Linked DNA regions of Mus musculus: regions 1, 2, 4, 5 and 6 are each linked to region 3. The links are chromatin loops, found by intact Hi-C in ENCODE. Cell type or tissue: heart. All regions are shown on one strand. Region 1 holds the start of Isy1 (ISY1 splicing factor homolog). Region 2 holds the start of Rab43 (RAB43, member RAS oncogene family). Region 3 has its middle 13 kb from the start of Gm34414. Region 4 overlaps Rab7 (RAB7, member RAS oncogene family). Region 5 holds the start of Copg1 (coatomer protein complex, subunit gamma 1). Region 6 overlaps Isy1 (ISY1 splicing factor homolog).

What was found. Peaks named below come from ENCODE experiments on the same cell type or tissue, not always from the same donor. Only the 100,000 strongest peaks of a DNase experiment are listed, where the experiment ranks them.
Region 1: it touches region 3 in a loop (2.5-fold over the local background); 6 of 42 quality-filtered maps call a loop at or near these places.
Region 2: a loop joins it to region 3, with 2.7 times the contacts of the local background. A loop is called at or near these places in 7 of 42 quality-filtered maps.
Region 4: a loop joins it to region 3, with 14 times the contacts of the local background. A loop is called at or near these places in 9 of 42 quality-filtered maps.
Region 5: a loop joins it to region 3, with 4 times the contacts of the local background. A loop is called at or near these places in 4 of 42 quality-filtered maps.
Region 6: it touches region 3 in a loop (4-fold over the local background); 9 of 42 quality-filtered maps call a loop at or near these places.

What each region holds. Positions count from the first base shown.
Region 1 is chr6:87,836,504-87,841,503 of GRCm38, reverse strand. It overlaps Isy1 (ISY1 splicing factor homolog), which reads left to right and starts at 2,745. Exons shown (of 11, transcript NM_133934.4): 1 at 2,745-2,860. The coding sequence starts at 2,858. In heart, a CTCF peak has its summit at 2,651; a DNase peak (open chromatin) is centred at 2,613; H3K4me3 peaks cover 2,272 bases; H3K27ac peaks cover 1,548 bases.
Region 2 is chr6:87,809,081-87,814,080 of GRCm38, reverse strand. It overlaps Rab43 (RAB43, member RAS oncogene family), which reads left to right and starts at 2,302. Exons shown (of 3, transcript NM_001039394.1): 1 at 2,302-2,734. The coding sequence starts at 2,537. In heart, a CTCF peak has its summit at 2,239; DNase peaks (open chromatin) are centred at 2,200, 3,160, 3,610 and 4,160; H3K4me3 peaks cover 2,653 bases; H3K27ac peaks cover 1,913 bases.
Region 3 is chr6:87,761,327-87,766,326 of GRCm38, reverse strand. It overlaps a transcript of Efcc1 not described here and the pseudogene Gm5879. Among named protein-coding and RNA genes, the nearest start is that of Gm34414, 13 kb to the right of the region's middle. In heart, a CTCF peak has its summit at 2,277 (motif pointing left); no DNase peak of the experiment used is centred here; H3K27ac peaks cover 1,411 bases.
Region 4 is chr6:87,996,057-88,001,056 of GRCm38, reverse strand. Rab7 (RAB7, member RAS oncogene family) reads left to right here. Exons shown (of 6, transcript NM_009005.3): 6 at 527-1,951. The coding sequence ends at 622. Among named protein-coding and RNA genes, the nearest start is that of Gm34872, 6.5 kb to the left of the region's middle. In heart, a CTCF peak has its summit at 2,991 (motif pointing right); a DNase peak (open chromatin) is centred at 2,996.
Region 5 is chr6:87,884,824-87,889,823 of GRCm38, reverse strand. It overlaps Copg1 (coatomer protein complex, subunit gamma 1), which reads right to left and starts at 1,884. Exons shown (of 24, transcript NM_017477.2): 1 at 1,752-1,884; 2 at 701-753; 3 at 87-167. The coding sequence starts at 1,788. In heart, no CTCF peak of the experiment used is centred here; a DNase peak (open chromatin) is centred at 1,983; H3K4me3 peaks cover 1,747 bases; H3K27ac peaks cover 1,359 bases.
Region 6 is chr6:87,823,501-87,828,500 of GRCm38, reverse strand. It overlaps Isy1 (ISY1 splicing factor homolog), which reads left to right. Exons shown (of 11, transcript NM_133934.4): 6 at 805-917; 7 at 3,013-3,130. Among named protein-coding and RNA genes, the nearest start is that of Isy1, 13 kb to the left of the region's middle. In heart, a CTCF peak has its summit at 2,256 (motif pointing right); no DNase peak of the experiment used is centred here.

The sequences.
Region 1 (5,000 bases), 75 kb before region 3:
TTTCAACCAACTCAGTCTACTACATTTTTCTATCCTGGCATAGATGACAAAACAAGGCTTTTCTAATGAAGTGATTGAATTGACAAATAGATCGTGTTGTCTCATTGAGGATTCTTAAATGTTTTACTTTTTTAAAAATTCTGTGCATATGGGTGTGAATGTGGAGGTCAGAGAACAGTTTGTAGGAGGCGTTTCTCTTACGTGTAAATTCCAACATCAAACTAAGGTCATCAGACTTGCTAGTAAACACTCCCCTCATTTGAACTGTGAGCTGGGTGTAGTGGAATACACCTGTAGTTGCAACATTGGGAGGTTGAAACAGTATTAACATAGAGTTCCACATCAGCCTAAGATGGATAACAAGACCTTAAAAAAAAAAAAAAAACCCAAAACCTAAAAGCTTTGTGGGTTTTTATCCAAGGTGTGGCTGCACACCTGTAATGCCAACACCCGGCAATCAGGAAGATCAGAGTTTAAGGCACCATTTTCAGCTACAAGGCAAGTTCCAAGCCAGCCTGGGCTACTTGAGATCCTGGATGAAAATAAGTCTTAGAAGTCGGGTATCAAGACACATGTCTTTAGCTTGAGGCTAACCTGAGCTACACAGGCCAGCAGAACAACCTAGTGACACCCCCCCCATGTCTTAATGTGAAGAATGACCATTGTTTGGAATAAAATATTTTAAGACAATGGCCAAAACCATTCAAATTCAAAAATTCCTCTCCTTAAATTTAGAGAGAATTGGCCTGGGCCTGGCAGTGGGCTCTCGACTGCTCATGATACTGCCAGTTCTCAGCCTAAGCTGGTGGTTCCTGATTAGGGTCATCTCTCAGAATAAGGAAGGGGGTGGGAAATGGAGAGGGCTGGGGTTTGTTTTTAATGTGCTAGGCATTTAACCTAGTGTTCTTTCATTTCATGGGAAGTAGAGGAATGCTCATCTCTGACTTCATTTCCATTGGCTCCCCCTCCCCCCAGCCAGAAAAGGTCAGAACTCCACAAATCTCTGAATGTGAAATATCAGTGCTTTAGCAATGCAGAAATTAAGAGTTAAGGCAAAAATTCTTGGGGCTCCTGACCCAAAGCACCACCGACAATCATTTGGTTACATCCCCACAACCTATTTGGAAGAAGTGGGGGACACAGAATCTAGTTGGGTGACCGGCTGCCCACTTACATATATGTTCTAAAGTATCTGTCAGAACCTGTTTGATCCTGAACTACTAGTTCACGCCTCTGCTGAGATCTTGGAAAGCCGATATAGTGAGCTGACCATGGCTGAGATGTACAGCCAAAAACGTCTGCCAAATGCATACCAAAACAAATATTCTGGTTCCTGTCACCTACATCTGACTGCAAATGTCACTGGTTTTTAGCTCAATAAATGCCGTATACCTGAGCTTTGATGCAGTGTGCTTTGGGACAAGAGCCTGCCCACTAGTTGCCAACTAATAAGGGACTCTAATTTGGTCTTATATGCACGGTGGTAACATTCTTGCATGGACTATGACAGGGTACTCTCCTTAGTGTTGACTCAGTGGGAGAGCCCACCACCATTTCCAGAATCCATCTCTGCTAAGTGACTCACGTAGTCTCTAACTTCCCACTTGCTCCAGGTAGCTTTTTCTTCTCTGGACCTTACTCCGTATTTCATTTTCTTCTCATTACGTTTTTGTTTTTCGAGTCGTTTCGTGTGGCTATCCTGGAACTTAACTTTGTAGACTAGCTTCAAACTTCAAAGATATGCCTGCCTTCTGAGTCTTGGGATCCAAGCTGCCTTTTTCTTTAGTTTTTGAGGCAAGTTCTCACTATGCACCCCCGGCTCGCCTGGATTTCCTCTCTATGAAGACCAGGGTGTCCACCAGTTCACAGAAACTGGCCTCTTTTGCCATCAAAATGCTGGGATTGAAGGCATTAGCCAACAAGCCTGGCCTTATCTCTGTATTTTATTTTAATTAATTAATTAATTTGTTTTTTCGAGACAGGGTTTCTCTGTGTAGCCCTGGCTGTCCTGGAACTCACTTTGTAGACCAGGCTGGCCTCGAACTCAGAAATCCGCCTGCCACTGCCTCCTGAGTGCTAGGATTAAAGGCGTTCGCCACCACCGCATCTCTGTATTTTAAAAGATGTGGTCTCTGCCTTCTGGGAATGTGTGGAGAGAGAGCTGATTCCTTGGCTTAAATGTTTCTTTCACGATCACATCTGTCAGTTTCATGGAAACAGCCACCTTTAATAAAGAATAATGATAATTATACACGTTTCTTAAAAGGAGGACGATCATAGTCTCAGTCACTGTTCAGCTCCAGGTAAATGGCAGGCAGCGGTGAAGAAGCCTCCCAGGAAGACAGGTTCGCCCCAATGGCTATGGTTTGCCCCAGTGCCTGCGCCTGGCGGGTCCAGGCAGGTGACAGAACTCCACGCAGGGTCCCTAGGGGCTATGAACACTCAGTGCATTCAGAGAGGTGCAGTCATTTTCAAAAAGGTCATCTGCTGTCATAGAAGACTCAGGAAGGGCAGAGGCAGGCGAATCTTTGACCGCAGTTACCAGCAGAACGAAACCAAACGACAAATGACGCACACATTCCTGCCGCGCAAGCGTAGTCTTGCTGACTTAGGCGCGGGATGACGCACTGGACACGCGTCGGCGGGAAGCCGCCTACCGAAGCTCCACTGCAATTCTCTCCCCTCCCTCGTCCTCCCTCCCTCGCTTCCGGTCCTTAATTTCCGGTCCTTTCCATTTAGTCTTCCGACAAAAAGACCAGACTGTCCGCTGTTTTCCGTTCCCGCGTCTGCCTGCCTTGTTCCGGGCGCCTGAGCACGTTGCGTTGCAGAGCGGCGCCAGGGCGCCCTCGCCGGCACCATGGTGAGTGCGTTGGGGAAGGGATGGGGCTCACGGGGGACCCGAGGTCTGGGCCAGTGTGCGGCCTCGGGCTCCCTGGCCTATGCCGGGATTCTTTTCCCACCTGGCGTAGCTGTAAGAAATGGCAAGAAAACTGAGTTTGGGAGCTGTATTGCGTCTTGGTGGTTCAGTCTGGGTGAAGCACATTATGCGTAGAGACTGAACGGCCCGGGCGTTCTCAGGTTCCACGGATAGGACCTTTTAAAGGGCAGGGTCTCCACGCCTTTGCTTGCCTGAAACCGAGGACAGAATCTGACATTCTCTAGACGTGTGTGACATAACCGTGAGTGAATGAATAGGATGGGCTGATCTGTTGAGAGGTTGTGATTCTCGGTTTCATTCACTCAAGAAGCGTTTAATATGGAAGTATGAGATCAGACACAGTGTTGGTTCAAAGAGGCGCAGTTACTGTAGTAATTTCAAAGTAAAGTGTCCGTGGACCTCGAGAGATGGCCCAGTGATCAAAAACCACTTCACTTTGGTTCCCAGCACCCACATGGTTGCTTACAATCATCCAAAACTCTAGTTTTAGGGGATCCAACACCCACTTGTTAAGTGACACTAGACACTCATGTGGTGCACTTACATGCATACATGCAAAGCACTCATACACATACAAAAAATATTAAAAAATTAAAGGTAAAAATCCCCTTAAAAGTATACGGAGTGGCTTTCATACTTCTGAGATTTATTGATGTCTTTGAAATCTGTATAGTCTTATCTACAAAACCAGCCCATTTTGGTAGATATTTATCTATATGCATATACCAAATTATGTTTAAGGATCAGGTGTAAGTATATGCATAACCACGTGCAAAATATGGACACATTCAAATATATAGGCCTTCTTGTCAGTCTGTGCTTTATAATACTAAGTAGAAAAAAAACATTAATACACTTTGGGCGGGGTGGTATTTACACATACATAGGGGCAAACAGATACATACTCCTGTTAAATAAAACAGATGCATAAACATTTAAGGAAGCCATGGAATGCTTACAGAGGATGTTTTGGACACTACAGACTGTTGAGAACAGAAACCTAAAAAGGAGAGGAAACAGTGGTCTTGAACAGCTACTTCTGAAGGAGGGTGTGTCCTGTATTGATGTCATGTTCATATATCCACCTTCCACTGGCCAGGTTCCTTTCAGAGTTGATTGGAAGGGGCAATCTGAAGGGCAAGTTAAATTAAACTCATCTTGCTGACTCTCTAGACTGTGTGTCTGTTTCTGCTTGACTTCATGCGTTTATCTGAGTAAGTCATCATAACGTTGCAAGATAAAAGCTACAATATGTGCTGTGAAGGGAAACTTAGATTTTGGTGAGACCACGTCTCAGTGATGGTGAGAGGAAGAGCTAGGAGCAAAATCTCTAGTTCCAAATTCAGCAGGTGCGCTTTCTGTGTAGTTCACAATCCAACTGAAAAAAACTGTTCTCTTCCTGATCCTGTGTAACATTTAGGGACCATTGACTTAACACTGCTGCGGCAGCACTTAAATGAACATCACTTTGCAAAAGCCAGTCTTGATGCTCTCCTCTGATAGCCACTGGCAGCAGACAGACAACTAGGCTGTTTTCTGGTTAGAGTGGTGTATGGTGGTGCATACGTTATCGTATCAGGAGTGAGAGAGGGGTCAGAGAGGTTAATAGATATGATCACAGTACATTCTGCACATGTGTATGATTTTAAAAAATAAAAACCAGCCTGGTGATGGCAGCGGCACATGCCTTTAATCCCAAAGATCGGGAGCCAGAGGTGGCCAATCTTTAACTTCAAAGACAGTCTAGTCTACAGAGCAAGTCTCAGGACAGCCAGGGCTACACAGAATATGCTGTCTCAAAAAGCCAGAAACCAACCAATGGTAGGTTTAGATTTTTTACAACCTATTTTTAATGAGGGTTCTTAAATGTTTTAATGTCCCTTCTAGTCCATCATCCATCAGAGGCAGTGGAAAGGAAAGATTAACAGAGCAGAGGAGGATGTGTACCTGTTGAGAAATAGTTCTTTGGAGCAAATCTAATTTTCATTGTCAGGATATCAGCATTTTAGTTTACACAGATCAGCAGTATTAGCTAGATCCATTCACAAATACCATCATGAGT
Region 2 (5,000 bases), 48 kb before region 3:
TTTAAAGATAAGGTCTCATTTGAGCTTGGAGCTTGCCGTTTTGGCTAGGTTGGCTGGCCAGTGTGCCTCCAGGATCCATCTGTGTCTGCTCTGCCTATGGTTATAGGCGTGCACCTCAGTACCTGACATAGTACAACTGCTGGAACTCTGAACTTGGGCTCTTACACCTTCACAGTGAGCATTTTATCTGCTGAGCCATCTCCTCAGCTCTCATTTTAATGGCTTTAGTACATTTGCTGAGTTATGCAGCCCTCACCATGGGTACAATGTTTTTCGTTTTCTGAGACAATGTCTTCTGTACATCCCTGACCAGCCTGCTACTGTATAGACCAAGCTGTCCTTGAACTCAAGGCAACCCTCCTGCCTCAGTGTCCCAATTGCTGGGATTACAGGTTCACACTACTACACCTGGTTACACAGTCTAATTTTTAAAATGTCTTAGTGGTGGATTGGCTTTTGCTGACAGAACCCACATCTAGACCAAAATACCTTCTTTCCTGCACCAATTCCAGCCCAGGGCAGAGCAGAGGCCAGCGAGCCATGACTAACTACCCTTCTGCTTTCCCGAGTCTCTCAGCCTTTGCACTCCCCTTTCCCTTGGTGTGAGCTAGGCCTGTCTGAGGGGTATTTCCCACCCCACAGCCAACTTCAGGAAGGAAACCACTATGGTTCAGTGCACGTCTTGGGATGGAGGCAGTTTCTTGAGGCTGCAGTTCTCCACTACCATGAGTGTGCAAAGCATGGCTCTTGGAATTCCTTTGCACAGCACTTTAGGGGGTCCTGGCTGCAACTGCTGGGCATTTCTCACAGCCATGGAGTTCCAACTGTTTCAGAACAAACTCTTCTGTTTTCTCCAAGGTTCAGCCTTTGCCTTTCATCTACTTGGCCAGTGAGGCTGCTCACAGGGCCTGTGGAGATGGTGCCTGGGGGCTTGCTTTCTCTGCTTTCCTTAAGTTTCCTCTTCCCTTCCTTACTGGGGAAGTTTTGGATTTTGTCTTGGATTTTGCCTTTCGTTCATGGATGGATCTCAAGGCCCTAGAACAATGTTTGGCTTGCAACAGCCATTATTAAAAAACTATCGAATCAAATAGCCATGCAGGGCCTAAGGGGGCTGTCCAAAGAAGCTAGAGTATTCTCAGCTTTCTCTCATTTTTAGGGATGGGGCCTATTTGATCTAGTTCAAACTGTTTACAGACATCTGGGTCCCATTTCTGTGACTTCAGGTTTCTCAGGCCAAACTTCTGAGCTGGCTGACTCACAGGTTTCCCTTGTGCAGGAGGTGTTTGGCTGGGACCAGGACTCCTGTTCCCAGCCACCCCAGGTTTGACTGGACTCCTGTCTGCTCTATCAATTCTTCCAAATGGAACTCTAGGCCATTCTGCCCTCAAGGATTTTCATTTCCTCTGTCTTCCTTTTTCACCTAAGGGAAGCTGCCTTTACTGTGTGTCACCAGAACTTTCCATTCTCCGAAGAGGGAACATTGAGTTGTGTTCTGCCTCATCAGCCCTTCATTGTCAGCCATAGCTGTCCCCTGCCCCGAAACGACTCTTGCCTGTTCCCCACTGGGTGCAGGCCAGGCGAGGGACGGAGGCATGTCAGTGAGGGGTGGACGTGGGGCCCGGCTGAGAAGGGCATGAGGTTAGGGAATGATGAACTGGCGATTATAACGAGTTGTTGACCTAATAGGGGCCAAAGCCTGCTATGGGGGCGCAGCGGACCGAAGCGGAGTTGAAGAGGCGCGGAGAGCTGAGTTGAGAGGCGTTAGGGAGGAGTTAGCTCCAGGGCTACGAAAAGGTGCGGGTGGATTTCCGTCTTGGATGCAGTGCCTAAGGCGAGGTCCAAGCCAAGAGGCTCCGGAGGATTAGGGCGGGGTAAGAGATGTTAAGGGCGGGGTCAGGACCAAATAGAGGATCAAGGCGTTGTTGACAGCGAATCCGCACCGGGCTTAAGTCCGGGTTAGTGAAGTGCTGAGAAGTGAGAAAGAACGGTGCTGAGGGCGGGATTGGGGTGGTGTTGAGAGAAGGGTCGGAGGCTTTGGCCGTGGTGGGGTGCGGGCGGTGCTCGGAGAAGGATCGGGGAGGTGAGAAGCTTAGAGGGAGTGCTGGGGGGTCGGGACTGTACTGACAGGCTAGGAGGTGTTGGTTATGGGAGGGGGAGACTGGGCGGTCCTGGGGGCGGGACCCAGAGGCGGAGTGGCGGGAGATGGGCGGTGCTGGGGATCAGGGAGGCTCGCCCCGCCCTGAAGGCGGCGCACGAGCGGGCCTGAGGTAGCCGTGGGCCGGCACGGCACCGACGGCTGGCAGAGAGCTGCGGAGGGCCGGGCGGTGCGCTCCCGGGCGGAGCCGAGTCCTCGGGGCTCCGGAGCGGAGCGGGGCGGGGCGGAGCGGGACGGTCGATCGGTCCGCCGTGCAGCTCGTTCAGGTGCCGCCGCCGCTCCACGTAGCCCGGCGGCGGGCCGGCTAGGGCACACGGACCTCGGCCCGCGGCTGTCCTTAGCCCAAGCCGGGCCCTTGCGTCCCAGGACTCCCGCGGAGCCATGGCGGGCCCTGGCCCGGGAGATCAGGACGAACACTACGATTTCCTGTTCAAGCTGGTGTTAGTGGGCGACGCGAGCGTGGGCAAGACGTGCGTGGTGCAGCGCTTCAAGACCGGCGCCTTCTCGGCGCGTCAGGGCAGCACCATCGGTGTCGACTTCACCATGAAGACGCTGGAGATCCAGGGCAAGCGGGTCAAGGTGGGAGGCGGCGCGGCCCGCTGCTTTGCTCCCGGCGGGCGGTTCGCGGCCAGTCCTTCGGCTTCCCCTTCTTTCAGAACGGGCTTGGGCCTTGATGTCCGTGCTGGGTTCAGGTCCGAAAGCACCACCTTGGGCTCTGGGAGTGGTGACAGTGGGCGGCCAGAGCGTGGAGGAGGAAGCCTGCACCCCACTCCCGCCCCCCCGTCTCTCAGCCTGGGGACTCCTTCGAAACAACTTGCGGTGGAAGGCAACCTGCGGGCCGTTCCGTGAGCGCCACGCATGCCGGGACAGACCCTTCCCTGCGCGGCCCTCTGGGGAGCACTCAGCCAAATAACGACATCCCCGTGACCGGGAGGGACCAGGAAGTAGTGGCTGCTAGGACCGGAGGTCCAAAAGTTTTTGTCAGAATTTCCTCCCTGGCCACGCCTCCCCGCGGTCTCTTTTATGGACCCGGTGGTGGAACTCCACTCCACCAGGGCCAGCGCGGAGTTGGGGTGGGGGTGGGGGGCCTCCCCGACTAAGGGTTGATAGAAACCGAAAACTTCATCACAGATACCGGAAGGTGGGGGAGAGAAGCAAACTTTGGCAATGACCCCAGCAGAAACAGCAGGATGTGGTTGTCACAATGTCCTGGCAATGATTTGATAAATAATATTTGTGATGAATGAAATCAAGTTTCTTAACCTAGGTGTCTGTCCTCCCTAAAAAAAAAAAAAAGGTAGCATCCTGGACAGGACACAGCGCTGTTCTTGTGCACAGAGGCTCTTAGTAACTTTCCTGATTTCCACCCTGCAGAAATCCTTTGCCGTTTTTCACGGTTTCTGGTTCACAAGGATCTTCAAGACAGCTTTAAAGAGAACTGGGTGGGGGCAGTCTTGTGTTTTCAGACGTGAAGCCCGAGGATGGGAGTCTTTTGACCCTGTTGCTGGTGTGGCTCGCTGCTCATTTGGGTGGCTGTAGGCCTGTTCTCTGTTGCCCTTGGCTGGAATACTTTGTTCTTTGTTTCTATAAAGTTGGGATAATTTCTGGGTGTTGCCTCTCTCCTGTCCCATAGTGTAGAAAAAAAAAAAAAAAGCAAGTCAACAATCATTGTTTTTATGACCACTGTGCCTCTAGAGATTTGCTTGCAACGTTTTAAACGGTCTTTTGGGTGTCTTTTGGGTTTCAGTGTATTTTGGTTTCCTTGAGGTGGAAAAGGGCCAAGAGCAGGCAGGCAGGTTTAGCTGTTCTGGACCATTCCTTTGGAGCAGGTGGCCAGGGAAGGGCTGCCATGGGTGGAGTATGTCTGTGGTCAAGTTGGTGCCTTCCGATAATGCCAGTAGTCAGCATTCAAAGCGCAGTATGAAAACAGAAACATAAAGACGATGAGTCCCCTTTGAAAAGCTGTTGGCCTGTGCCCAGCATCCCTGTGCTGGATCCCTGTGCTGACTGGCCAGGGACGGGGCAGTATTCCTGTTTACCTGTGAAGATAACCTGTCACCTAGTGCAGCCCTGGATGGACTGTGCACTTGAGCTTAGGTTATGCAATACACTATGGTGCAGCTAGTTAGTTCCCTTCCTGATGGTCACTGCAGCTTTTCCTCCCAGGAGGCAGCCTCGAGGGCCTGGGAGCAGCAGAGCTGCATCTGTGTGGTGATACCTCAAAGCTCTGTTGCTTGTCCTTTCTATAAGCGGTTGTGAGTCAGCTGTTTAATGGTGTGTTCTACAGGCTGGAGGCCATTGTTACTGGTAATTATTCTTTTTGTGGTGTTGAGGGTTGAACTTCGGGCTCTTTGCATAAGCTCCACAAGGAACCCTGTCTCCCACCTGATCTGGGCTTTGGAAGGGTCTGAGGAACCTTAAAGACAGGCCAGCTGCTGTTCTAGCTCTGCTGAGGTTGGAAGTTCCCAGGAGTTGGGAAGGCAAAGAAGGTAGAGGCTCTGCTTCCCCATCGGTCAGAGCAAAACCATCATAATTACTCGGTTCTGTGTTCCAGTTGTCAAGAGCAGAACTATCTTATGTACTTCTGGGTTTCAGTTGTCAGGGAAAAACTATCTTACTCACTTCTGTGTTTCAATCTTACTTGTTTGTATAGAGAGTTCTGCTATAGTGGAAAGCTGAGAATAACAAATTTAGTCAAGTTCTTTTTTTCTATAGTTACTTCCCATTACAACTACTGTGCTATATTCTACTTGAAGAGATGGGCCTGTATACCTCCTCAGCCCTATTTTCTAACCTGTATAGCTCCCTTCTTTAAATAGTCCAGGATTGGATGGCCTTTGCATCT
Region 3 (5,000 bases):
TCTTGTATTTTTTGTTCATGTATTTGGTTTATTACATTTATTTCTTATATATGTTAATAAAATAAAATAAAGTTACCTTTATAAGAAAAGCAAGCGCTCTATCTGTGGTGTGTGGCGGCGAGATGTCTCACAGGAAATTCTCAGCTCCCAGGCATGGGTCCTTGGGCTTCCTGCCTCGCAAGCGCAGCAGCAGGCATCGTGGGAAAGTGAAGAGCTTCCCTAAGGATGACGCTTCCAAGCCCGTTCACCTCACAGCCTTTCTGGGTTACAAGGCTGGCATGACCCACATCGTCCGGGAAGTTGACAGGCCAGGATCTAAGGTGAACAAGAAAGAAGTCGTGGAGGCTGTGACCATTGTGGAAACTCCCCCAATGGTGGTTGTGGGCATTGTGGGATATGTTGAGACCCCACGAGGCCTCCGGACCTTCAAGACTGTATTTGCTGAGCACATCAACGATGAGTGTAAAAGGCGCTTCTATAAGAACTGGCACAAGTCTAAGAAGAAGGCTTTCACCAAGTACTGTAAGAAATGGCAGGATGACACAGGCAAGAAGCAGCTGGAGAAGGACTTCAACAGCATGAAGAAGTACTGCCAGGTCATCCGCATCATTGCCCACACTCAGATGCATCTGCTTCCTCTACGCCAGAAGAAGGCACACTTGATGGAGATCCAGGTGAATGGAGGCACTGTGGCTGAGAAGCTCGACTGGGCCCGAGAGAGGCTGGAGCAGCAGGTTCCTGTGAACCAGGTGTTTGGGCAGGATGAGATGATTGATGTCATTGGCGTGACAAAAGGCAAAGGGTACAAAGGGGTAACCAGTCGTTGGCATACAAAGAAACTGCCCCGAAAGACCCATCGAGGTTTGCGCAAAGTTGCCTGTATTGGAGCCTGGCACCCTGCCCGTGTCGCCTTTTCTGTGGCTCGAACTGGGCAGAAAGGCTACCATCACCGAACAGAGATTAACAAGAAGATTTACAAGATTGGTCAAGGCTACCTCATCAAGGATGGCAAACTGATCAAGAACAATGCATCTACTGACTATGACTTGTCTGACAAGAGCATCAACCCACTGGGTAGCTTTGTCCATTATGGTGAGGTGACCAATGACTTCATCATGCTCAAAGGCTGTGTGGTGGGGACCAAGAAGCGAGTACTTACTCTGCGTAAGTCCTTGCTTGTTCAGACCAAACGTCGGGCCCTGGAGAAGATTGACCTGAAGTTCATTGACACCACCTCCAAATTTGGCCATGGTTGCTTCCAGACCATGGAGGAGAAGAAAGCATTTATGGGACCACTCAAGAAAGATCGCATTGCCAAGGAGGAAGGAGCTTGATTCCAGGACCACTTTGTGCAGATGGTGGGGTCTCACCAATAAAATATTTCTACTAACAAAAAAAAAAAAAAAAAAAAAAAAAAAAAAAAAAAGAAAAAAAAAAGAAAAGCAAGCAAGCAAGCTGGGGTGGGTGATCTCAGCATTTGGGAGGCAGAGCCAGGCAGATCTCTGTGAGTTGGAGGTGGGTGATCTCAGCCTGACCAGCACTGGGAGACCCAATCTCCAAACGAACCTTTCACTTCTCTGCTTTCTCAGGGATGTGATGTTTGCGCACCTCCTGAGTCTCACAAGCCTCGGTCTCCGAGGGAATGTGTTCAGTTCAGAGAAAACTAGGCATATCTATAATCACAGAACTCAGGAAGTTGAGACAGGAGGGTTGGGAATTGAAGACCCTCTGAATTACATAGCAAGACCCACCTTGTGATGGTTTGTATATGCTTGGCCCAGGAAATGGCACTATTTGGAGGTGTGGCTTTGTTGGAGTAGGTGTGGCCTTGTTGGAGTATGTGTGTCTGTCACTGTGGATATGGGCTCTTCGCTGCCTGGAAGTCAGTATTATGCTAGCAGCCTTCAGATGAAGATGTAGAACTCTCATCTCCTGCACCATGCCTGCCTGGATACTGCCATGTTCCTGCCTTGATAATGGACTGAACCTCTGAACCTGTAAGCCAGCCCAATTAAATGTCCTTAAAGGAGTTGCCTTGGTCATGGTGTCTATTCACAGCAGTAAAACCCTGATTAAGACACACCTCCAAAAAAACAAAAATAGTAAAATATATAAATTTACAAATGTATACATGTATAAGTTTAAAAATAGAGCAGACTCTAAGGGACTGTCCTAAGGCCCTCTTGGGTTGAACTTGAACTCCTACTTCAGGCTGGGAGAGCTGGTCACCTTGCTCTCTGTACTTTCATCCAGTGAGTGAGTTCTCCACCTAGTGGCGACAATGTAGAATTACTTCCTCTTAGTTGAGTGTCAGGAGAGAAAAGCAATTTAAGGTCAATGGAATATTTTTGCCAGAAGGTGAAAGAAGGACATTGGTTAGAATTTCCCAGAAAACATTTTTAACAAGTTACAAACACTTAGTACAATTCCAAAATTGCAGAGAAGCACTTCTAGAAAGAGTCAGAATGGGCAAACAGGACGTCTGTTCTCACACTGTTGTGTGTTTCCCTGACCTGCTGTGGAATCACCGCTTTCCCTGCCCTGTTCCTCAATTCAGTATCCAATACATCACTCTCACCCTTCTATCCAAGGGCCCCTACACTGGCTTTTCAAGCTCTGGGTATTATTATTATTATTATCATCATCATCTTTGAGTTATGTTTTCTAAGTGGCAGAGCACTGGGTATGCATGGGGTGGGCCTCTGGAGCTTCAGAGCTCACAGGCCTCCCTTGTCTATTATCTTCCAGCCTTGCTGCTGCCTGACCCCTGCATCTGAGCCTTATCTCAGCTCAGCCTCTGGCCTGGGTGTATTGTATCTGATGTGGACTGGAAGCATCAGGCCTGAGCAGGAACGCTCTTCTCCCAATACCTTTTTGCTTATGAGTGCCCTTCAGCTGGCTTCCTGCTTTTAACTTGTTTAGGGATCACTGGCCAGGCCTCCTACCCCACCGTGTATGTTAACGAAGCATGGGTTTACCATGGGAACGTGTTTGTTATTTACTCATGCAGCGTAATACACCACCCTGCAAACACAGCGGCTTCTCCAAAACATTCATTTGTTTTTATTGGTGGTTTTTGTAGGTCAGAAACGCTCGTCTTTGCTGGAGAAAGTTCTAGACATTGCAGGCAGGATCTCAGAAGGGCTGCAGTTGTCACTGTTATGAGATATAATGCGGCGGGGAGGGAGTACCTGACGGGCCCATGCCCAAGTGCCTCCCTGAGGAATTATGCCATGCAACAGATCTGGTATAAGGGGGTTTATTTAGGTAAAGGGAGGGGAGTGAGGGTCTGAAGAAGGGGTAGAAGCAGATGAATAGACAAAGTAGATGGGCAGGCAGACAGGAGCAGAGCCATGAGGGCAGAGAAGAGGAGGGGACACAGAGGAGGACAAGAAACAGGAAAGACTGGCGGGAATATGTGGGAGCAGAGAGAGCAAGCTGGAGTGGCGGGCAGTCCTTTTATATGCAGCCCACACCTGAATGAAGCACCTGGTGGTGGCTGGTGACCCTGGGAAGAGCCTAGGGGAATTGCCCGTGAGCTACTAATGGTCCCTGGAAGTTTTAACTGGGGCTGGTGGCATCACTTCAGAGATGCACTCCTGAGCTGATGGCTGGATGACTCAAGGCTGTCTGGACAGGGCTGACTGGGTGTGCTTAGCACACATGGTCCAGGAGAGCAAGGACCAGCAAGCCCTGTGGCTGAGTCTGTGTTCCCACCGCCAACTCCTGCCACACTCTGCTTGCCAGGTGTGGCTCATACTTGACAGCCTCGCTCACCTTCGACGAAGGAGTTAGGTATTTCCTTCTGGAGGAAGAGTAGATAGGTTAAAAAGTGGTTCCCCCCCCCCTCTTGATGTTAGGATAGAACTTAGGACTTCACTTCTCAAGAACTCTTCAATCAAATAATTACGAGGCCTTTATTAAGAAGACAGAAGTTTCCAGATGGGGTCCCAGCACTGAGGGGGAAGTGGACACAGAGTCCTACCCCAAGCAAGAAGCTATCTTCAACCAACTCCTGATTTTCCCCAGTGGAATCTCATGGGATATTAATCACACTTCAGGGGAGGCCCCATGCACAGCAGTAGATGGCCAGAACAGAACAAACTCAACTAACTTCTTGCAGACTTTTTGTGTCCGATTGCTTCATTTGGGCACTTTGTTGTTGTTGTTTTTTTTTTTTCTAGCACGTTTTGGTTTCAATTTTTGTGGGGTTTGTATGTGTATAATTCTTGATTTTTTTTTTAAAGAGAAAGAAAGGCTGTGGAGTTGGATGGGTAGGAAGGATCTTGACTTGAGGGAGGAGAAAAGCTTGATCAGAATATACTGTATACACGATTCTCAGAGAAATCCTAGATTTTCACATTGAAAAAGAATTTTAAAATACTTAGTAGAACTTCGGCTGATAAAATTAGTTTATATAGGGGTACTATAAACGAAAGGATGCAGTGGGTTTAAGCCAATATATTAACATATTACATGTGAAAAAGATTAGTAATAAATTCTTCTATCTCCTTTTCTAAGATGTTTGGTATGAATTGCAAGCTTTGTTTTGCATGCGGAAAAATAGAAAATACTGGTTTTAACTTTCCTGAATGTGAAGTTCATCTGTAGCAGCTTGCTTATACAGGTAACGCTATTTGGTGGTGTTATTGTTGATTTTGTGTTTTAGACTTTTTACATTCATTTTTTGTTTGTTTTTCGAGACAGGGTTTCTCTGTGTAACCCTGGCTGTCTTGGAACTCACTCTGTAGACCAGGCTGGCCTCGAACTCAGAAATCCGCCTGCCTCTGCCTCCCAAGTGCTGGGATTAAAGGTGTGCGCCACCATGCCCGCACGACTTTTTACATTCTTTGTCTGGTATTATTTATTGGGCCAATATGGAAATATAAATGTGCAAATACTGTAGTTTAATTTCACCTGCTTTGAAGCTTTAGTCGTTTGCTGACTACACAGAGATGTCTACCTACACACTTACCATGCCTCAGGCCTGGTATGCTCTC
Region 4 (5,000 bases), 230 kb before region 3:
GCTAGTGTGAATAAAATGAAAATAACACTGTTAGGAACCTTTTTCCCCTTCTTGGGTACAGTGCTGTGGTTGGGCCCTAGCGCTTGGTGTGTAGGCACTCAGTCACTCCTCAGGCGAAGACCCCAGTGACTCAAGTCCATGCAACGTGGGGGTGACGGCATCACGGTAGCTCTGCCCCTTCAGCTGCTATGTGGAAACAAAGGCTGGGAAGAACCAGCTCCCGGCCAGCAGCCCAGAAGATTGAGTGGGAGCAAGGCGAGCATCCCGAGACCATGGAGCCTTGAGCAGAGCCCTAGCCGACAGTTAAGAACTGGCAGTGACGTGAACCCTATGACAGAATGACAGAAATCCAGAACCTTAGCTGTGTGTGGTCCGCAGTGGTCAGAACTTGAGTTGGCACACTTCTGGCTGTGGCTGCTGCTGACACTCCTCACAAATTCTGCCACCCTTTCATATGGGTACACAGTCAGGATCTGTCCCTGTGACTCCAGTCATCAACCTCCCTCCCTCTCTCTCTCCTATCCAGGAAACAGAAGTGGAACTGTACAATGAATTCCCTGAACCCATCAAACTGGACAAGAATGACCGGGCCAAGGCCTCCGCAGAAAGCTGCAGTTGTTGAAGGGGCAGTGAGCACAGAGTCCTTCACAGACCAAGAACACACACGTAGGCCTTCAATATGCGTCCCTCCTCCTCCAAACAGACCAGAACGTGAGCTCTCACATCCAGCTGCCAAAAGAAACTCCACCGAACAGTTACCCAACACACACACATACACAAAACACACTCGTGCACACAAAAACACATACACACAACACACACACAGCAAGCAAACTCCAGCCTGTGCCTGTCAGGGCTCCTGGGGCAGCTGCCCGCCTCGTGGGCCCTGTGTATGGCAGGCATATGGCAGAGACCCTGGGTGCTCTGGGGTGCAGTGGGCATGGAAAGCTTACTCTTTTTGTCCACTGGAGAGTGAGAGAACTGTTCACAGTTCATCTGTGTCTAATTATCTGATTTTTTTTTTAACGGTCTTGTGGTCTTTTACCCCTCCCTCCTTGAAGGTCCTGTGGGAAGGCTGGTGCCCAGGCTCCGTTCTGAGCAGGCTGTTTTGTATGTATCTGTTAATGCTTGTTACTTTTAACTAATCAGATCTTTTTACAGTATCCATTTATTATGTAATGCTTCTTAGAAAAGAATCTTATAGTACATGTTAATATATGCAACCAATTAAAATGTATAAATTAGTGTAAGGAATTCCTGGATTGTGTGTTTAAGTCCTCTAACGCAGGCGTGCAAGGTGGAGGGTTGAACCCTGTCTGGATTACAGAGTGTTAGAGACTCAAGTTTGGAAGTCCAGCTAGCGGCAGTATTCTGTACAGTAGACACAAGAATTATGTACGCCTTTTATCACAGACTTAAGAGCCAAAAAGCTTTTCATCTCTCTGAAGGGAAAACTGAACTAGACAGTTCCCTTCTGTGTCTAAATTTTCCAAAAGGTTGATTTGCTTAATATAGTAGTGTATACAATGGATAAATTGCTGTTACTTCAAGAATTAAAATTCTCATTTTCTCCCTTTCTGTTTTTTTTCCTTATATTCAACACTTTATGATGCCCTTTTGTCACTATCCTACTCAAAGAGGAAAGGAGAACCCACCAGACCTGTCCCAGTGACTCTACCTTTGTTCTAGAAGGCGCTCCTTTCAGGGTTGTGGTACCTGTAGGTTAGCAGACCCTCCTCCTTTCCCACCCACCCAAGTGTGGCCCAGCACTAACCCACCGTCTCTTGGGTTGAGCCCTGGCAGTTCTGTCCCTTCCCGAGGTCCTGCCCTGCATCATGGCTTGCTTCCTGGAGCACTTCCCCTTCAGAGGTCTACATTCTAGGGTGTAGGCTGAGTTCTTCTGTAAAGAGACGAACGTGATGCCAATAAAATTTAACAAGAACAAAGAACAGCTGCTGTCTGTCTTTTTCTCTCAAAGATCAAGCTATGTGGGGACATTCTGTATGTTCATGGGACTCTTGGTGCTCAGAGGCAAGGGGGTGATCCCTAGACTACCTACCCTAGTGTGGATCTTTTTCTTAGCCACTGGAAACAAAACCGTGGCCTTTACTCTGGTTATTTTGCTGTTTTCCTTTCTCCCTATCACAAGCCAGATTGATTTGGGCTGTTGAAGACATTTTGAGACAAAATATGGTTGGGTGTGAAGTAGGAAGGCCCTCTCCAGAGCCAGCTCATTGTGCTCAAGCAGCCCATGACAACTTAATGTACACACAAAAAGCATTTTTCTCTAAGACTGAACTGGCAGATTGCAATGAGCAGGAAACTCACTGAGTTCTGGCTGCACCCTAAGTACCTGGCCCCCTCATTTTGCCCAGATGAATCGTACCTACTGAGTCGTGCATTGGGAAGTTTCTAAACTCCAGTTCATCCATGGTCACGAAGGTTCAAACTGACATGGTATCTGTCTCTACCAATGTCTAGACTATACTTTGGCTAGGCCTAGGTGACTAAAAGTCTGTAATACCCTGTGATGTCTTGAGACTGCTGTGGATGCTCTGTGGATGTAAGTGGGTCTGGGTTTCTGCAAGGAAAACATACCAGGGGATCCTGGGGCCATGCCTCCTGACAAAAGGAAAAGGAGACAGTTGAGTTCCTGAAGATCTAATTCTGCCCGGTGTTTGAGGCACAGCTGATCTTAACCTTTCTTGGAATAGATTGCTCTGGGTCAGATTGGCAGCCTCTCTTTCCCAATCTGTCAGCAGAGAGCAGCTAGTGAGGTCTATATCTTACCCATGGCTCAGACCCTATTATGTCCCATTGTTCTCCTTTAATAGACCACACAAGCTCTGGAAAAACCAGAACCAGAAGCCCCATTTGCCTATGTGATGGGTGCTCTGCTCCAGCCTCACATGACCTCACAGCCACAGCTGGCTAAAGAACCTAATGCAGAGAGAGGTGGTGGATAGGCGCCAGCTCATTACCTATTGATACACTAGGGGGCGCCCAAGAGCCAGTATTGATCTGCTTGTTCTGGACCCAAACATCTACCAATGCAGTCACTTGCAGACATATACACCCCCTCCCCCCAAACCTGAGTAGAACCTGGCTGTCCTGGAACTCACTCTGTAGACCAGGCTGGCCTTGAACTCCTGATCTGCCTGCCTCTGCCTCCCAAGTGTTGGGATTAAAGGCATGCGCCACCACTCCCAGCTGGGAAAAATTTTTGACATACTTAGGGAACATAGGAATTCGCCTCTTACGCTTCTTCCAGTAAGAAGCCAGTCTGACCTCTCAAGCCATAAAGCCTGCGCACAGCTGTGCGGTTTGTTAACCAGTGTCCCCTTCTTAGGGACCAAGAGATGTCAGGTGGTAAGGAGAATCTGGGAGAGCCTTTGCTGATTACCCATCTAAAGGACAAAAGATACACTGGAATGTCCTCCAAATCCTGTCTCCCTCTGCAGAACATTCTTAAAACATGGGCATGAACGCACGTTCGTGTGGAATCTGGCACTAAACCATTCGTAGACGACCTGCTTCTGGGTCAGGGTTTCGTACGTAGCAGAGCCGCTCCCTCGCTGTGATCTATTGAAAGTCAGCCCTCGGGGCTGGTGAGATGGCTCAGCGGTTAAGAGCACTGACTGCTCTTCTGAAGGTCCTGAGTTCAAATCCCAGCAACCACATGGTGGTTCACAACCATCCATAACGAAATCTGACACCCTCTTCTGGAGTGTCTGAAGACAGCTATAGTGTACTTACACATAATAAATAAATAAATCTTTAAAAAAAAAAAAAAAAAAAGAAAGTCAGCCCTCGACACAAGGGTTTGTAAGAATAAAGACTATGAAAAAATTTAAAAAATAAAAAAAATTAAAAAATAAAAATAAAAAAATAAAAACATGGGCATGGCTACCTTCTCTAGCTTCCAGAATATTTGCCGCATATGTCCTTTTAAATGCTCTGTGGCCTTAATGAATTCCTTCTTATGAGACCTAACATTCAAGAACAACTCCGAAGTAAACCCCAGCAAGCCGATCCCCTTTTGCCACTAGCTGTTATTGGCACCTGGAAAACCATGTGCGTTGAAGGCTCCTTTCTCTTTTCCCCACCGACTATTTATTGCAAGTGCTGAGGATAGGAACCAGGCCTCATGTGTGTTTAGGCAAGCCTTCCCCCACAGGGCCTCACAGCCAACATGGTGTCTGCTGCAAGGCCAACAGATGCGCACCCCCGACGTGGGGGAGGCCTGGATTAGAGGAAGGAATGTGTGTGGAGAGGACACTTCATGCACACACAGTCTAGCTACGGCTAACCCTGTTCCTGCCACCACAGCCCCTGTGTCAGCGTTCACACAGGAACATTCATACCTCTTGAGAGCTACAAGGAAGGCCAAGATGGCAGACATCGTTGGCATCAGCCGTGATGAGTCCCTCCTTGGAGACAATGCTTTCCATCCTAGTTCACCCAGCAGCTTCTCAATTCCAGACAGCCTACCTTGAACTCAGAGCAATGTTGGCATCCCTTTCTCAGGTCAAAAGAAGACAACTCCAACTTTTGCCTGCAGACTTGGCACAGGAAGCCACAACCAGACTTCCCCCAGGTTGTCCACTTAGCTATTACTCACAGCCCAGCTGAAGTGCCCAAGAGCCAGGACTGACGGAAGGCAGCTCTATCTGGCAGATTCACAGATTCCTAGTGGGGAATCTACCCTCTTCACACCTTCTTCCTTGGGAAGACTATCTGTTCCTTGCTGGGTTTCTTGAGGTGCAGTTCGCAGTCTTTTAGGAATGACGGATTTTCAAGGGAGCAATCTCCTTCCTGCAGGAAAGGTCAGCACACACACCCTCAGAGCCTCTACTCTCCCTTCTGATGGAGGTGGGAGATGGGGTCTCACCATGGGAGTTGTAGTCAGTGGGTCCCCTAGATCAGAAGGGACCCTCAGAGTACTGGGTGGGTCACAGCCACCTTTGAGTTCCTTGCCGAGATTTTTCCATTGGACATAT
Region 5 (5,000 bases), 120 kb before region 3:
TCCAATCACAGAGCTGTCAAAAGCGTAAGGGTACATCTCCATTTACACAACCTCCCCTGTATTCCCTGCCAAGTTCATCTTGTTACCTGGTTTATGAGATAAAGGATCTTGGTGAGGATGTGAGCACATTTCCGGGGATTGATGGGAGTTTCGTTAAAGACCCGAGCCTGTGAAGAAGCAACCATTACCTCTAGCCTAGTACACTTTTCTACCACAGCTGCCCCTCAGTTCATGAAGGGCCTAGAGAACCATAGGGTACGTATTAACTCAGTCCACATAAATGTATTCTCAAGTGGGAAGAGTTTATTTATTTATTTAAGATTTTATTTAAGTATACGAGTACACTGTCGCTGTCTTAGACACACCAGAAGAGGACATCAGATCCTATTACAGATGGTTGTGAGCCACCATGTGGTTGCTGGGAATTGAACTCAGGACCTCTGGAAGAATAAGCAGCCAGTGCTCTTAACCGCTGAGCCATCTGTCCAGCTCCCAAGAGTTTATTTTTCTTAATTTATCTACTAACCATACCAGAAGTCTTCCCTTGGGCTGCCCTAATACTAGCCACACTAGCAAATACAATGAATAAAGTCCCATCTTCCTGGACCCAGGCTTTATAAACCAGCACTCCATGTATGTTAGTATCTGACAGCAGGGCTGGCAGGTATTCCTGACCAGACACAGGCATGGTGGCACTTGCCTCTTGGAGTACGGCACTCTTCTCCAGGTGCTGGAGGGGGTTGGAGCCTCCACCTGCAGTGCACAGAGAAGACTGATTACGGTTGTGATCTTGAATGAACTGCTTTTCTCCTTTTTCCTGTGCTGACACAGACTCTCATGTATCGCATGCTAGCCTTTAACTCAAAATGTAGCAGAGGTCGGCTCTTGTGCATCTGATCTTCCCGCCTCGGCCTCCTGGTTTACATGGTACTGTGGATCATACACAGGGCTTCACCCAAGCTAAGCAAGCACTCTATCAACTGAGTTACAGCCCCGAACTGTGACCCTAAACCTGCCAAACACGAGGAAGAGAGAAGGAAGTCTCTATCATCTACCAGAGGCCGTCAAGGCTCTCTCACAGTCACCTAAGCATTCTTTCTGAGCATTTTAGGGTTCAATAATTGGCACTGATCTATGCAACCAGAACTTAAATGAATCTATGTGTCGGAGACAACCAACACTAACTAACCTGTGACTGAGTTTCCCTGACAGCAGATATTACATTAAAAAATTATGCATGCGATTATCTGGTTACTGTCTGGGCTCTCCATCCTAACATTCCTATTGCAGGCATCTAGTATCGAACTTGCTTTAGCTACTGTAATATTATGATCAGTGAGGTGCCTGATGTTCAGTAATTGTAGTTTATTGAATGAATGAAACGGTCAGGGTTATTAACTGTAGGACTGGTTACACCCAGATAGGCAAAGAATTATCGCAGCAAATACCAAGAGGTCGGGTGAAATGCAAGGTAACATCCAGCCTGGGAACCTCCTCTGACAAGATGGGGAAACTGAGGCCCAGAGAGGAGTGTTACCCGCACAAGGTCACGCAGAAATCCTGGCCAGAGCTGGAGAGGGCAAACAGCACGTTTCCTCCGAGAACAGATATAGATGGACCTGCGCACAAGCCCCTGCCCCTCTTGGGCCTCGGATCTGGCTCTGACAGAGGCCCGGAAGAAGGAAGCCAAGGAAGGTCCCATGAACCCCTACGAGGATCTGACCTCCCCAGGTCTTTCAAGGGGCCCTCACCAGACTCCTCGTCCTTCTTGTCGAATTTCTTCAACATGGTGTCAGCGGTAGCTCCACGCAGCAGGAAGATGCTCAGAGTAGCGGTGAGAACAGCTTCTCCCTGCGGCTTCCGTACTCCCGCCCGCCACGTCGCCCTGAGCACTGCACTATGGACTGCGCCTGCGCACTCTGTTGTCTGCGCCTGCGCACAACTGCGCCCACCTTTTTCATTGCCTGTCCGGAGATTGCCAAAACCTAGGTGGAAGAGGGCGGAAGGGGAGGGGTGAGACCCAGGAAAGTGGGCGTGGCTAGACACTGGAGGCGGAGCCTAGACCTGCGGTTGCGGGTGCTCCGCTTCTGCGCCCCCTTGTGGTCCTGTGGCTGCTGTGTTTGCAGTTACCCCTGGCTGAATTTAAAGGGCATTCTGATGGGAGGGTTGCATGCAGCACGCTGACCCCATACATGTTCCCTGCTACTCTTTATTGTCATTTTCCGGAAGTAAGTCTCACTAATAGGTTATTTTTCCGCCACCGGTAAAATGAGCCAATTCAAGTCAGGTTAGAATATTTTAAGGGCAAATTTATTGGGAAGCTGCTCTCAAACAAGTTCACTGGCCCCAAGGATTGAGGCCAGAGGAGTCACCATGACAGAGATGGTGGTGAGAGGGAAAAGGGCATCTGTTGCTAGCCAAGGAACCGATTCCATCCGAGTCTAGCTTTGTAAGGCAATGAATAGAGTTATGTACATTTGTGCTTTAACATTGAGATATAACTGGACATAGCGAGTAATTTCAACACTCATGAGGCAGAGAAAGGAGGATGAGAAGTTCAAGGCCATCCCCCTGCACCAGACCTACATGACTTCCACCTCAAAAAATAGAGCCAATGAGATGGCTCAGCCGCTAAGTTAAGGTGCTTGCTGCCAAGTCTGAGGGCCAGGTTCAGTTGTGAAAATTATTAAATGAGTCTTTTCTACCAAATACTATAAAACTTGTGGTTTGACAAGGAATTCAAATATTGTTGCTGACAAATTGGCCCACAGAGAAGATGAGTATTAGGCAAGGGGAGAGGGTGAGGCAAGCCAAGCCAGATAGTTAGGGGAATTTAGCAGCTCTGACTTGATAGCAATCAGGCCATTTCTGTAACTCTGACTTACTTATTAGAGATCAGGCCATTTCTGTTGCTCTGACTGACTAGCAACCAAGAGCGTCTTTATTTACACAAGTTTCACAGAACAAAGACAAGCTAATGATTATCCAGTAGTACAAAATATGTCTGACTTATCATTACATAACCAGGGTTAAAAGCTCAGTTACAAATAGAAAATATAAACAACAGATTTTATTCTTATTATCTGCCCTATAACACCAATTTAAAGAATCTAAAGACTGTCTCCTCCAAAACAAACACACTTACTATGTGGCAGGCTGCTTGTAGGCTGGCAGTGTTTGCAGTTTTAAAGCACTCCAGACAAACAGGAAATATCTGAATTGGTCTTTTTATGAGCTGCAAAGATGACTATCTAACTTCATTATATGTTTTATCATGTAAAACATGATTAAACATGATAAACATAGTAGAAAATGTTTATTTTAGTCAATATAAATTGTTTACTGAGTTTATTCCTCCAGGGGTATGCCCTGTATGACTCCCTGTCTTTAAACTCCATTTTCAGAGAGCTTTAAGCCTATAATAAAAAAGAGACATTGAATCTGTAATCTATTTTGGACAGAGTTCATCAATTGTCTGTTTGCCCTCCATCAGTTATCCTTCGTGAGTTTGCTCAGGGGCCGATACCCCAAGCCGATTCCTGGAGTAATGGCCTCATGGAGCTATGTGCTTATCTGTGGTTAATGATCTCCAGGGCATAAGGAAGACTTCCAAATAAAGTTAATTTTAGGATTTTTCTTAAAGACTCAGACATAATTCATAATTTTCCCCAGGAAAAGACATAAACTGAATCATAACACATACAGTCCCCAAGAATGCAACATGCAGGGAACAAAACCAAAAGTTAGAGTTAGAAGAGCATCGATTGCAGCAGTTGGCTCGCTCGGCTTTGCTGGAACTGTGTGAGGTAGCCAGTGAGCATGGCTGTACCACCTAGCAATGCTTCATAGTACTTTTTTCTCTTTTTTCCAAGACAGGGTTTCTCTGTGTAGCCCTGGCTATCCTAGAACTCACTCTGTAGACCTCAAACTCAGAAATCCACCTGCCTCTGCCTCTGCCTCTGCCTCTGCCTCTGCCTCTGCCTCTGCCTCTGCCTCTGCCTCTGCCTCTGCCTCTGCCTCTGCCTCTGCCTCTGCCTCTGCCTCTGCCTCTGCCTCTGCCTCTGCCTCTGCCTCTGCCTCTGCCTCCCAAGTGCTGGGACTAAAGGTGTGCGCCACCACTTCCTGGCTCGTATTACTTAATATTATAGACTATACAGATGAAACCAGAGAGTTGGCTGCTGATTCCATTCTTATAAAAACAGCCATTTGGTGCATTAGTCAGGGTTTTAGGTTTTTAAAATGTATTTTTGCCCTGAAGTGAGTGTTAATTTGATGGGAACTCTGCTTTTAAAAAATCACTACTTAAAGCCGAGCATGGTGGTAGATGCCTTTAATTCCAGCACTTGGAAGGCAGAGGCAGGCAGATCTCTGTGAGTTCAAGGCCAGCCTGGTCTACACAGTGAGTTCTAGATCAACCAGGGCTACACAGAGAAACCCTGTCTCAAACAAAAACAAAAGTTCTAATAAAGTTTACTCTTGATAAAGAAATTTTTTAAGATTTATTTATTTGTTTGTTTGTTTATTATATATGAGTATATTGTTGCTCTCTTCAGACACACCAGAAGAGGGCATCAGATCCCAGATGGTTGTGAGCCATCATGTGGTTACTGGGAATTGAACTCAGAACCCCTGGAAGAGCAGCCGGTACTCTTAACTGCTGAGCCATGTCTACAGCTCAAAAAAGAAGTTTTAAGGAAGGAAATAGAAGACTATCTGTCTTCTTTCCTTGAGAGCATTTGGTGTCATCTTGAAGAATCATTGCTTAAGCCAAGATCATTTTCATCTCTGTTCTCTTCAGAGAGTCAGACTTTTGATTCTTATATCTAGTACTTTCATCCATTTTGATTAGTTTTTTTTTTAACATCTTTTGTGGCTAAGTAGGCCATAATACTAATTTTTTCAAAGATTTATTTTATTTTTTAATGTATGTGAGTACACTTTTGCTCTCTTGAGACACACCAGAAGAGGGCACCGGATCCCATTACAGATGGTTGTGAGCC
Region 6 (5,000 bases), 62 kb before region 3:
CCCACCTGCCTCTGTCTCCCAAGTGCTGGTGTGTGTCACCATCACTTAGTGAGGATGAAGTTTTTTTTTTTTAAAGATTTATTTATTACATAAGTACACTGTAGATGTCTTCAGACACACCAGAAGAGGGTGTCAGATCTCATTACAGATGGTTGTGAGCCACCATGTGGCTGCTGAGAATTGAACTCAGGACTTTCAGAAGAGTAGTCAATGCTGTTAACCACTGAGCCATCTCTCCAGCCCAGAGGATGAAGGTTTTTTTTTTTTCTTTCAAGACAGGGTTTCTCTGTATAGCCCTGGCTGTCCTGGAACTCACTTTGTAGACCAGGCTGGCCTCAAACTCAGAAACCCACCTACCTCTGCCTCCCGAGTGCTGGGATTAAAGGCGTGCGCCACCATGCCCGGCTGAGGATGAAGTTTTTAAAAAGACTTTTAACCCCACATTATTGGGAATCTTTGTTTATAGTACTTGGTCTTCCTTTATTTGGGTGTTAGTGACTTTCCTTAATCAATTTATTATTTATTTACTTTTGAGATGGAGTCTCACTGTGTATCCCTGGCTAGGCTAGTACTCACTCACTGAGGTTTGCCTGCTTCTGCCTCCTGGGTGCTGGTGTTAAAGGCATGCACCACCACACCAGGCCTTTTCTTCTGAACTTCAATGAGTAGTTTTATGCAGTGTACCTTTGGGGTTGAAGCCTTTCTTTCTAAAGCTGTAACACTGAGTACATGATTGGAAGTACTGACATTCATTATTGGGCATGGCATCTTGAAGAAATGATATTAACATTTTTTGTTTTCTAGCTGGCTTAGGGGAATTCCGAATTCGGGACCTGAATGACGAAATTAACAAGCTGCTGAGGGAGAAAGGACACTGGGAGGTCCGCATCAAGGAGCTGGGCGGTCCTGATTATGGAGTAAGTAGCTAGAGCTCCAGGGGCACCTGGGACAAGCTGATGACTTGTCTAAGCATTGTCTGTGTGCATTGTCTGTAAGTTCAGTCCATCCTGTCCAGAGGGGCCAAGGGTGGCAGGGCAGAGAAGCAGTGAAAAGGATGGTGGTACCATCCTGAAATCCCGCATGGCACAGGCCTTGGCCTGGCTCCCCAGAGACATTCCTGTCTGCTGTCTTCCCTCCTGTAGTATCATGATTATAGTAAGACACATGCTCCCACACTTTGTTTGTTTGTTTTGAGACAAGGTCTTCCTATTATGTAGAGACTCCTGACTCTCCTGGAACTCATTATGTAGACCAGGCTGGCCTTGTGTGTGTGTGTGAGTGAGTGTGTATGTGTGTGTGTGTGTGTGTGTGTGTGTGTGTGTGTGTGTGTGAGAGAGAGAGAGAGAGAGAACGAGAACACAAACATGAGTGTTGGTGCCAATGGAGGTGGGAGGGGGAGTCTGATCTCCCAGGAGTTGGAGTTACAGGCAGTTGTTATATTTGAGCAGAATACCTGTGAGCCTCCTGATGTGGATGTTGGGGATTGAAGGCAGATCCCCTGCAAGAACAGGATGTGTTTCTACAGTCTAAACCATTTCCTAGTCCCAGCACACACACTTTATGCTGCTATGTGATGCACACCAAGTGTGCTGGGAAAACTCTGTAATGTACTTTGGCATTTTCCATTCTATCTTATTTTTTATATTTATTATTATTTTTGTTTGTTTACCTTTTTTTCTTTTTAAATATACAGTAGGAACATTTATTTAAACACTTCTAAAAAGGTATTATCCATGCTTGTTTATCTTTTGAGACAGGGTATCATGTAGTTCAGGTTGGCCTTGAAGTAGCTAAGGCTAATCTTGCATGTCTGCCTCCTTCGTGCTAGGGTTTCAGGCATATACCACCATGCCTGGTTTTATGTGGTACTGAGGATTGACCCCAGAGCCTTGTGTCAGTTAGATGTAGGTGCATCCCAAGGCCCCTTGATATATTTTTATTTTGTCTGTTGGTGGTGGTTTTTTTTTTTTTTTTTTCTTTCTCTCAGACCAAGTCTCACTCTGTAGCTCAGGCCTGCCTAATACTATATGCTCTAACCTAGCCTTGATCTCAAGTGCTGAGATTCTAGGCATGCACCCCACACCCAGTTATATTCGGGTCTAAGGAAGCACAATACAGCATTAGCATCCTCAGCCCTATTTTTTTTTTTCTTTTGGTTTTTAATTTTTCCTTTTTTCTTTTTCTTCCTAAAGATTTATTTATTTTATTTATATGAGTACTATGTAGCTGTCTTCAGACATACCAGAAGAGGGCATCTGATTCCATTACAAATGATTGTAAGCCAAAAAGCCACCATGTGATTGCTGGGAATTGAACTCAGGACTTTTGGAAGAGCAGTCAGTGCTCTTTTTTCTTTCTTTCTTTTTTTTAATATTTATTTACTTTTTGTATAGCAGTACACCATAGTTGTCTTCAGACACACCAGAAGAGGGCATCAGATCTCATTACTGATGGTTGTGAGCCACCATGTGGTTGCTGGAAATTGAACTCAGGACCTGTGGAAGAGCAGTCAGTGCTCTTAACCATTGAGTCATCTCTCTAGCCTGGTTTTTAATTTTTCTTAATGATATTTATTTACTTATTCATTTATTTATATGTGTGCATGTACACAAAGAATGCACATTTAGTGGTCAGAGGACAACTTGTAGAAGTTTTTTTTTTAATTCTACCATGTGGGTCCTGGGGAATTGAACTCAGGTCATCAGGCCTCCTTCCGTAGCCCTTCAGTGCTGAAATTAAAGGTGTATGCCACCATTTCGGGCCAGCATTTTTCATTTTTTTAAGCTTACTTTTTTGTGGTGCTGGGAATCGAGCCAGGGCTACTTGCATGCTAGACAAACACTACTGAGCCACATCTCTCTAGGGTCACTTTTAAGGGTTTTGAAAACAGTGCACAAATGTTCTTCTATATAGAGTGTTTTTCATGTGTGACCTTATTATCTCAAATTGTATTGTGAACAAAAGAGCAGGCTTGTGTGTCAGATCTATTCTTCCTCTTTCTTTCCCAACAAGAAAGTTGGCCCCAAGATGCTGGATCATGAAGGTAAAGAAGTCCCAGGAAATCGAGGTTACAAGTACTTTGGGGCAGCAAAAGATTTGCCTGGTGTCAGAGAGCTATTTGAGAAAGAACGTAAGTAGTTCATGTGTTTGAGAGTGCGTTGGCCTTTAATTGTTGCTACTGAGTGAGAGAAGTATGCTGTATGCTATCTGGTAGGAATTATTGCTCCCAGATTTTAAAAAATAGTTTAAAATTTGTATTCCTAAGTTTATTCTATATTTTTGTAGCATGGTCTCATGTACCCCCAGGCTTTGAATGCCTCATCTTCTTATATCCACCTGTTAGGAATATAGACATCTATCCTTTTTGTTAAAAAACAAAAAACAAAAAACAAAAAAACCATTGTTCACGCTGGCCTAAGACTTGCCAACTAACTTCTGTCTCAGCCTTCATAGTTCTAGGATTACAGACCTGTATCATCGTGTCTCATTTTTGTGATTGTTGTTCTTGTTCTTGTTTTTTGTTTTGTTTTCATCTATCGTTCATTTTTTTAATTGTAATTGACATTATTAGTGTGTCATCAGACCTCTGCTGAGTACCATTACCCACTGAGCCATCTCATCGTTGAATTTTATACAAAGTTTTCTGCCTTGTTAAGATTTGAGTCCATGAGCTTGCACTTGCTAGACAAGCACTCTGCCACCGACTTCCATCCTCAGCCCTTAGCTGGGTTTTTCCTTCAGTGGTAGGCTTTGTTGTTGTTGACGACACAGAGCCTTTCCGTTTTACCCCAGGCATGTCTTAAACTCGTGAGCTCAAAGGTCTGAGTGATATCCTGCCTCAGTCTCCTATGCGACCAGGCCTGGCTCAAGAGTGGTGCGCATGAGTCACCCGTCTCAGTAGAGTTAAGGAGAGGTTTGGGTCCCCTTGCTGCCCCACTGCTGGACTCTGTAGAGGTGACTGGGACCCATTGTTATCTTCAGGCTCCCTTGTAGGCCCCTTCCTTGTAGGCTTAGTTGTTCCACATTAGGTAAAGTATTAATCAATCCCAGTTGACTGAAAGTGTTTCTTCTTCTATTTCACATGAGTGCATTTTAAACCTATTCCTTACGGTCAGGAGGATGGCAGTGCTTTTGCTCTGGCCAGTGTGATGAGCACCCCTTCACAGGACATGACCTAAAGTGGCAGATAAAGTTGCCATTATCAGATGTGGGCAGTGACTGGAGGTCTGCCAAAACATGGCTGTCCCATACTGTTGTGACACCCCTTGATGCATGGAAAGGCTCCTCCCCAGTGGTTGTGAGGAGTTCAAGTGCATCCCAGGGGCAGTGATGGGGAGCACCTGCTGAGCCTGTGCAGGGAGGCCCTGGGCTAGGGCCTCAGCACCAGAAGGAAAGCGGGAAGGGTCATTGTATGGATTAGCCATTTTTCAAGCCGTGTTCTGTTGGTGGGCCAGCCTTTGTTTCTATAATTCTTATAATTAGAAGATTTTTGTGATTTCAAAAAATGATGTTTATGTGTCTGTATGTAACTGCAGGCACATGTGTGCTCCCATGTGCATGTAGGGGACAGCACTTGGGAGTTGGCTCTCTCCTGCTGTATTTGAGGCAGAGGCTCTCTTGTTTAAACCTCTATGCTGTGTACTTTAGGCTGGCCCGCCCTCCAGTTTCCTAGCAATTCTCCTGTTTCTGTTTCCCGTCTTGACACAGGAGTCTGGATTCACAGATATGTGCTGCCTACTGCATCTGGCTCCTTTACACGGTTTTAGGAGTTGAAGTTGAGTCATCGGGTTTGCATAGCAAACACTTTTTGCTGCTGAGCCATCTCCTGTTTTGTTTTGAGCCATTCTTCCTGTTTTGTTTTGAGACAGGGTCTTACTGTGCAGCCCGAGCCAGCCTGGAGTTTGTATGGTAGCCCAGGCTGGCCTCCCTTGTCCTGGAATCAGGGATGTTTGCTATCATTACCTGCTTATTTCTGTAATTCATAAAGTTGATAATTTAAT